Linked DNA regions of Homo sapiens: region 2 is linked to region 1. A link is a contact called in ENCODE Hi-C or POLR2A ChIA-PET data. All regions are on one chromosome and are shown on one strand. Each heading gives the region's core, a stretch centred on a gene start or an enhancer-like site at or near the end of the contact. The rest is flanking DNA. Distances are from core to core; before and after follow the strand shown.

What was found. Hi-C counts contacts between places; a loop is a spot of excess contacts on that map. ChIA-PET counts read pairs that join two places held with the same protein, here RNA polymerase II (POLR2A). Pooled maps may share reads with other maps.
Region 2: POLR2A ChIA-PET joins it to region 1 with 16 read pairs in RWPE1. The contact joins two enhancer-like sites. A Hi-C loop is called at or near these places in 1 of 168 maps with a recorded cell type or tissue (endothelial cell of umbilical vein), 1 of 37 single-sample maps with no recorded cell type and 8 of 50 pooled maps. POLR2A ChIA-PET finds 5 or more read pairs at or near these places in 7 of 52 experiments (AG04450, CD8-positive, alpha-beta memory T cell, RWPE1 and 4 more).

What each region holds. Positions count from the first base shown.
Region 1 is chr1:184,838,382-184,842,572 of GRCh38, forward strand. All of the region lies in intron 5 of NIBAN1 (niban apoptosis regulator 1), which reads right to left. Among named protein-coding and RNA genes, the nearest start is that of EDEM3, 86 kb to the left of the region's middle. Within about 2 kb of position 2,335, at least 2 of the 41 ENCODE cell types and tissues checked have a DNase peak (open chromatin) inside an H3K27ac peak, as active enhancers do.
Region 2 is chr1:184,804,393-184,808,583 of GRCh38, forward strand. It overlaps NIBAN1 (niban apoptosis regulator 1), which reads right to left. Exons shown (of 14, transcript NM_052966.4): 10 at 3,682-3,843; 11 at 1,554-1,664. Among named protein-coding and RNA genes, the nearest start is that of EDEM3, 52 kb to the left of the region's middle. Within about 2 kb of position 1,820, at least 7 of the 41 ENCODE cell types and tissues checked have a DNase peak (open chromatin) inside an H3K27ac peak, as active enhancers do.

The DNA.
Region 1 (4,191 bases), core at 1,085-3,584:
TACAAAAACATTCACCAGATCAGGAGTGAGGAAAGAGCCCTGAGAAACGATAAGCATTTGGGGAGATAGAGGGGAGACACATTTTGGCCATTCATTCAACAATCACATCCTCACGACCAAGAACTGTGTAGGAATGCACTATTCTCTTTAGTCTCTCTCTACTTCCTCATTCATGCAGCTGCATGGAAAACTCATATTTGGTAGACATGATTAAGGATTCTGCAAGGAAAGGAAAACTTCTCTAGGCCTCTTGGGGACAGTTATTCATGGGGCCAGCCAGAGAGGAGCTGCTTTTATTTTTTTCCACTTATACAGATTTATAACACATCTGAATCAACTGAAACACCAAAGCTCCAAGGCCTGTGGAGTCATTCTAGATTCTGCCTCTGGCTGTGGTGTTGGGACTCCCTGACTCAGGCTGGGTTTGGAAGCTGCCTTGTTATTTTATTTCATCAGTAAACTGTGCCAAGCCCTGTTAGCTGATCTGCCGGGTGATTTGTGAAAGTTATGTAACAGCATTACTCACTATGCTGCTACGGGGCTCATCTCACTGAGTTACACTTCTAAACTGTCTTTTGCTTCAGGTCAGATGTCATCTTTCCTATGGGAGATGCAGTGAGGCTGTGTGCCCCAGTTTCTTTCTAGAACAAAGAAGGGGAACAGGGGAAGGTAATCAACACTTACTGAGTCCCTACCATGGAGTATGGACCATGAGAGATGCTTACACACACACAGTCTCTATAATCCTTCCAACAATCCCATCAGGCAGGAATTAATATCCCCACTTTACAGAAGACAAGAAAATGGAGTTTTGGGAAGGCTAAATAGTTTCTTTAAGCTAGCATGTGGTCAAGCAATGGCCACTTACCTCTAAAGTCCTGTTATAACAGTTTATCATGTAATTTTTAAAAACTTTTTATTTTGAGATAATTTTAGATTATCTCAAATAAGATCTCAAATTTGAGATTATCTCAAATTATTAGTTCTTATTTCTCACATGCTGTTATAAGAAATAATATAGAGATACCCTATATACACCCTTCACTCGGGTTTCCCAAAAGGGAGCATCTTGCAACCCTATAGTACGATATACCACAACCATGAAATTGACATTGCTGCAGTCCAACATTTTTATTCAGATTTCACCAGTTTTACATGCATTCCTGTGTGTGTGTGTGTGTGTGCACGCGCGCGTGTGTGTGTGTGTTGTTCCATTTAATTTTTTTTTTTTGAGACGTAGTTTCACTCTTGTTGCCCAGGCTGGAGTGCAATGGCACGATCTTGGTTCACTGCAACCTCCACCTCCCGGGTTCAAGCGATTATCCTGCCTCAGTCTCCTGAGTAGCTGGGATTACAGGTGCCCACCACCACGCCCAGCTAATTTTTGTATTTTTTAGTATAGACGGGGTTTTGCCATATTGGCCAGGCTGGTCTCGAACTCCTGACCTCATGTGATCCACCCGCCTTGGCCTCCTAAAGCGCTGGGATTATAGGTGTGAGCCACCGAGCCTGGCCTGTTCCATTTAATTTTAAGGTTATTTTAAAAGAGACTTTTCTTCTCAAAGTTTAGAATAATATAATTCTAGAGTTTGATCATAGATTAGAGATCACTTAGTCCAAATCTTTCATTTTACAATTGAACAGACTGAGGGCCACATAGGGTGTGATATGGCATTACTAAAAATAAAGCAAAACAAAACTTCCCTGGAATTAACAATGAATGGTGCTCATTCTAATGAAATGGTAATAAAAGTTTTAATTTTTATTTTAAAACACATTTATACATGACCAACCTAAGCAAATGCTTATCACCATATCATAAATGATAATTCTTACGAGAACCAGCCCCATTACTTAGAAGAAATCAGTAAATTATCAGAGCTCCCTCAATTATATTTTATAAACTATAATACCAAAATATTAATCTACTGACCAAATCATATCTGTATTAGTGGACACAGCCCTATCAGAAGGAGAGGAGGAATATGTCAAGAATACATGTATACCCCATGGAGATCCAGGGACCCAAGGATGAGTTACAGTGGTGTTGGTCTAGTTGAAAGTATAAAAATATAAGAACTCACCCTGAGAATATAAAACACTTCTCAAACAAATGGAAGAATGGTGTTTCTAGTAAAGACATTGTTCTGAGATAAATTTTTGGCTGCAGAGAAAAATACTGCCTACCTTGTCCAGCTAAAGGCAGTCCATCTCTTGAATTCTTGACTTGTCAATAAATATTAAAAGACTATTTGTCAACAGCGAAAAGGAAGTGGTGACTACTAGAACAAGTGAAGACAGACTAACCTCATTTCCTTCAGATAGACATACTAGATTGGTAGATTAGAAGGCTGTCGGAGACATCCTGTACCTAGGCAACTATAACATCTTGCATGATTTTGATTGGCACAGTAAAGAAACTTAGACTGGCTGATGATGCAAATAGACACAATCAAATAGTTAAAACCACCCAAATCATGGGTGCTGGGTAAAGGGCTGAGGTTATTGACATCCTGGAGGGAAATCTCCAGGGCATTGCCTTAAAACATGTTCAATTACTTAGAAAAGAGTGTGAGTGTGTGTGTGTGTGTGTGTGTATGTGTATTATAGTTATTAAATTTTCTTTACCAACTACATATGAGACACTGAGTTAGGCTCTGAGGATACAAAGCTGAAAAAAATATGGCTTTTAACTTCAAGTTCCTCACAGTTTAGTGGATGACAGAACCAGGATCCAAAATGGGGTACAATACGGATAAATGAATCTTGCACTTAAGTCCAAAAACACATCCATATAAGTAAACAATATGTGCCTGATACATAGTAGGCATGAATAAAAAATTGGTGAATAAATTGAATGAATAAAGGTACGAAGTTTGAAGAAAAAAAACCCCAAACCCTGGGGTTTCATTTAGTTGCAAGCTCAGTGCAAGTCAGTCAGGGGTGTGATACAATTGTCCACAAAGCATGTAAGGTTGAGCCTCATAAATGCGAAATATAACAGGAACAAGAATGGTCACAGATGTATTCTGAGGTATGCTCCTCTGAGCTCATCATTCCATGGCTCTAGCTCATGCTGGATACCAGAATATTTTACAAACATTTTTTAAAATAAAGAAAAAAGTGGAGTACTTCTGAAGAAGACCAAGTGAATGAGGAATCTCACAGCCTTGGAAAGGAAAAACCTAGAAGAAAGAGATCTTTATCTATACGAAGATCTTCAATGGAACAGAGGGCTGGATTCGTTTCATGGAGATTCAGATACTAGAACCAGGGTTGTGTCATTTAGAGTGTGGCAGATTTTGACTCAATATAAGGAGCAAATTTCTAACATATGGGCTTATCTTAAAGTCAAATAGGCTCCAACAGGATGTCAAAATTTCCCCTAGAAAGGAAGTACTCCATCTGGGCTGAGTTACCTTGTAACAGGTGTACAGATTTGCTCAAATCTCTATTATATAGTCTCATGGCATCATGTGCCTCCCACCACTGTACTTACAGCAGTTATAATGTTACAGTTATTAGTGTAATCATGTGAGATATGTCTTTCCCCAAGACTGTAAACTCCAAAAGGATAGGGTGCTGCCATTCATATTCACCCCTGCATCCCTACTCCCTAGTACATAGTACTTATTAAGTGTTCAAAGAAGGAAAGAAAGGAGGGAACGTGGGAGGAGAAGAAAGAAAACCAGCACTAGAAGGGGTGCTGGTTTAAATCTCCTATAAAGTTCTTCTAAATTTGAAATTTCATGGTTACAAACAAACCCAGGTTGCAAATGATTCACATTGTCTTAACGATTGCCTTCCCTACTGTTGTAAAGAGATACTGAAGGGAACTGATGTACTCTACCCCAGTGCTTCTCAGATTTTGGTGAGCATCAACATCACCTAGCAGGCTTGCTAAAACAGATAGCTGGCCCCCACTCCCAGAGTTTCTGATTCAATAGGTCTGGGGCAGGGCCCAAGAATTTGCATTTCTAAGAAGCTCCCGAGGTGATGCTGATGCTACAGGTCCAGGAACACACTTTGAGAACCACTCCTCTACCCAGCATTAGGAGAGTGGTTCTCAAATCAGAATCACTTGTGGTAAGGCCGGGCATGGTGGCTCACGCCTGTAATCCCAGTACTTTGGGAGGCCGAGGCAGGCGGATTACCTGGGGTCAGGAGTTTGAGACCAGCCTGGCCAACATG
Region 2 (4,191 bases), core at 570-3,069, 35 kb before region 1:
ACGTGGAAGAAGGTTATGAATGAAGGGGGTAGAACTGGAATAACCAGTGGTGAGAACTTTGGCCTAACATGAGAAAGCATGTTCTTGCTGTCAAGAACTAAAATGGGCTATCCTGAGAGGTAGAAAGTATCCTGCCAGTGCAGGTGTCGGAGCACTAGTGGGACCACCCCTTGAGGGAACCTGCTGAACACTGAATATGAAGTTGAACTAAAGGCACTCAAAATCTCTTTGAAACCTGAGGTCCTAATATTTCAACACCTTTCTACATTTTTTCTTCCTTTCTTTCTGTACGCTAAAGCATTTGACACTGACACTATCTTTTTTTTTTTAGTTGCATTGCAATTTCATCATTATGTGTGTTATCATGAGCAATATTGGTGTTTTTTTTTTTGTTTTTTTGTTTTTTGTTTTTTGAGATAGAGTCTCACTCTGCCACCCAGAGCTGGAGTATAGTGGCACAATCTCCGCTCACTGCAAGCTCCACCTCCCAGGTTCACGCCATTCTCCTGTCTCAGCCTCCCGAGTAGCTAGGACTACAGGTGCCCACCACCACACCCGGCTAGTTTTTTGTATTTTTAGTAGAGACGGGGTTTCACCGTGTTAGCCAGGATGGTCTCGATCTCCTGACCTCGTGATCTGCCCGCCTCGGCCTCCCAAAGTGCTGGGATTACAGGCGTGAGCCACTGTGCCCGGCCCCAATATTGTTTTTAATATCAATGATTTAGTTGCTAGAGTTTCCTCTTGCCTGTGAGGCATCAAGATCAAGTCTGAAATTCAGAGACCACCCCTAGGCTCTGTGGGACTTTGATCTTCTGTTCCAAGGCAATGTTTAGGGGAACTAGAAGGCAGTAAAAAAAATTAGTGGACTAGGTGTATGATCGTTTATCCTTAAGCTCACCATTGATCAGCCTGTTGAGCTTAATTAAGTCACATTAGCTTTTACAGAATCAGTTCCTCATCTGTACAATGGGGGAATATTCTAGTTAATGCACAAGTTCTTGTGGGGATCAGGTAAGAGGCTTTAAAATATAACATATATGTGAAAGCTCCTATTATTAAAACTATTTTAATAAACACTCTGAAGTACATTTAAAACAATTTCATATGGTAGATTTCTTTTCTTTGGAGTATTTCCTTTGCCATGAGGTTCTGATTTTTCAAAATCAATAAATTATTCGCCAGTTTAATGGATTTTACTATATTGTAACCTCTTTGAAGAAAGAGGCTGTGCCTTGCCTACTTTTACATCCCATGCAGTGCTTATAGTGGACAGCTAATACGTGTTTGTCGAGTTGGATCTCTATGAAGGCTGGGACGCGGGGCCTGTAGCTGTGGGTAATGATGCTGAGGACCAGCAGTGGCCGCTAGATGGCAGAAGAGGCATGGAAGTCACACTGGAGAAACTGCAGCGGACTGACAGTCACTGGACTTGGGAGAGAAAGGAGTGGGGAAAGATTAGAGCCAAGGAGAGAACTTGGTATTTTCCACTTTACAAAAGAAACAGGGGTCACGTTCTCTTTTTATGCTTCCCACAAACAAGAGAACGGTTTTACCTTTAAGACTCGGAGTTTAACCTTCTCAATGGCAACTGCAGTTTTGGAGGCCTCTCCTTGGAGATGTGGGGAAAGCAACTGCTCAAAAGTGAACACTGCATTCTCCATTAGCTAGAAACCAGAAGCGACACAGAAACAGACAACAGTCAGGGGCTGGGATCACCACCCACAGGCCTGGCTAAGTGGGACTGCAGAGTAGGGGCCATCAGAGATGAGTCCCCTCGGCTGCTATTCGGTGGGGGTACCCAAGGCAACATCACCCCATCACCAGGGCTGTGAAACAAATGGTCACGTGGTCACAGTGGGAGCAGGAAGAAGTTGGAAAACCCAAGGCCATGGGACTGAGCAAGCATTCTGTCATCTCCCGTGGGCACTCCTATTCTTTGATACCTGCAGCCACTGATTAAGGGATGAGGCTGGAGCCTTCTTCAACTAGTTTTTGGTGGCACCTCCACTTTAAGTAGATGTAAACCGCTCCACAGCTTATCTCTCCCTCTCTCTGCAGGGCTGGGAAGAGAGGCAGGGTCAGGGATGGGTGGGGACAGTGGCTGACATGTTCATGGGTCAGAAAGCAGAAGTAGTTCAGGTATCTTATTCTCTGCACCTTTGCCTGTGTTCCCGTCACCAGGGTCCAGTATTACGAAAGAGACTTCTGCTAAACTGTTGCCCAATTTTGTTCCTCGTTCCTCTTTCATCCCTCACAACTCAAGGGTTAGTTAGCTAAAATGTATCACTTAATCCTGCCCATAACCTTTATGAAAAAAAAAGTTCTCCTTTCTTCCCCAAGCCCGTGGTCCCAAAGCATCCAATATATACCTTTTTTTTTTTTTTTTTTTTTGAGACACGGTTTCACTTTGTCATCCAGGCTGGAGTAGTGCAGTGGCACACTCTTGGTTCACTGCAACCTCTGCCTCCAGGGTTCAAGCGAGTCTCGTGCTTCAGCCTCCAAGTAGCTGGGACTACAGGTGTGCACCACCATGCCCAGCTAATTTTTTTGTATTTTTAGTAGAGATGGGGTTTCACCATGTTGGCCAGGCTGGTCTTAAACTCCTGACTTCAAGTGATCCACCCGCCTCGGTCTCCCAAAATGCTGGGATTACAGGCGTGAGCCACTGTGCCTGGCCACAATATATACCTTTATCATACCTTCAACATTGTAGTGAATTTATCTAAGAATTTGTCTCACTCAAGCTCCCTGAAGTGGGATCTGGTACAGTGTCCGGCCCACAGTAATCTCTCCTCAGAATATCTGTGTGAAATGGCATGGTGTCCTTTAGAGCTTTGGTGACCGTACCCCTTATTCATTTAGGAAACACTATAATACGGAAGGAGTTTGTGCTATTCATTCCTGTTACTGGGGAAAAGGTTCCTTATGAAAAAAAAAAAAAAGAAACCTGTCAAGTAGACTCAAGAAATTCAAATATGAAGCTGTGATTGATTGATTGGTTTACTCTTAATTACGTTAGGGAATTAATTTAAGCCAGTGGCTCTCAATCCTGGCTGCATATTAGAAACAGTAGGAATCAGGGTAGGGAAGTTCTATCAAAAAGTAGCCATATAGGCTGGGTGTGGTGGCTTATGCCTGTAATCCCAGCACTTTGGGAGGCCGAGGTGGGCAGTTCACTTGAGGTCAAGAGTTTGAGACCAGCCTGGCCAACACAGTAAAAACCCCATCTCTACTAAAAATACAAAAATTAGCCAGACATGGTGGCACATGCCTGTAGTCCCAGCTACTCAGGAAGTTGAGGCAAGACAATCACTTGAACCCGGGAGGCAAAGGTTGCATGCAGTGAGCCAAGATCATGCCACTGCACGCCAGCCTGGACATCAGTATTTCCCCCAGGTGATTCCAATGTGTAGCCAAGGTTACAGCACTGATTTGACAAATCAAGTAGTTATCAATTAATGCTACTTTATTTTTCTGAGCTATGTCTTGTCTATGATGTTCATCCACATGGATGGAAGATGAAGCCAGTGGAGGGACAGAACGTGTCCTCCCGCAACATGATGGCTAAAGAGACGCGACGTATTTCCCTGAGCTACACTAGCAGCTGGTCTCACTGGCCAGCACCCATTTCTCTGCTCTCTCTTTACCCTCATCCACCACGGATGCCCCTGCCACACCCACCTCCTGCATGTAGTTCTGTGTCCTCTGAACCACCAGATCAATGTGGGGGAATCTGAAGCGGCTCTTGAGATCCTGCAGGCGCTCGTGAAGCAGGTTGACTTTAGTATAACAAGGTTCCATCTTCACGGAATGCAGCGGAAGATTCATAAGCCGGTCTAGATGCTGCATTTTGGTGAAGGGAAACATTAAACACCCTCAGAATGAGGAGCGGTATTGCATATATATTGCATATTACATACATTCTAAGCAATCAAATGCAAGTTGTTAAAGTGAATCACTACTTGGATCCCTACATCTGTGACACCTTCAACTGTCTTATTTTCCTCCTGCAGTGGGTTCCTAGGGTAGCTGTAATGCTAGGACAGAAACCAGCAGAAACACCAACTGGATGAGAGGAAGACCCAGCGGTGCACCCACGGGGACTCCAGTCTTTGTAAGCTGTTGATGGACTCTAATCTCCCACTTCCAGAGCTCAAGAACCAGACAGGTAGGCTCTGATACGTGGTTGCT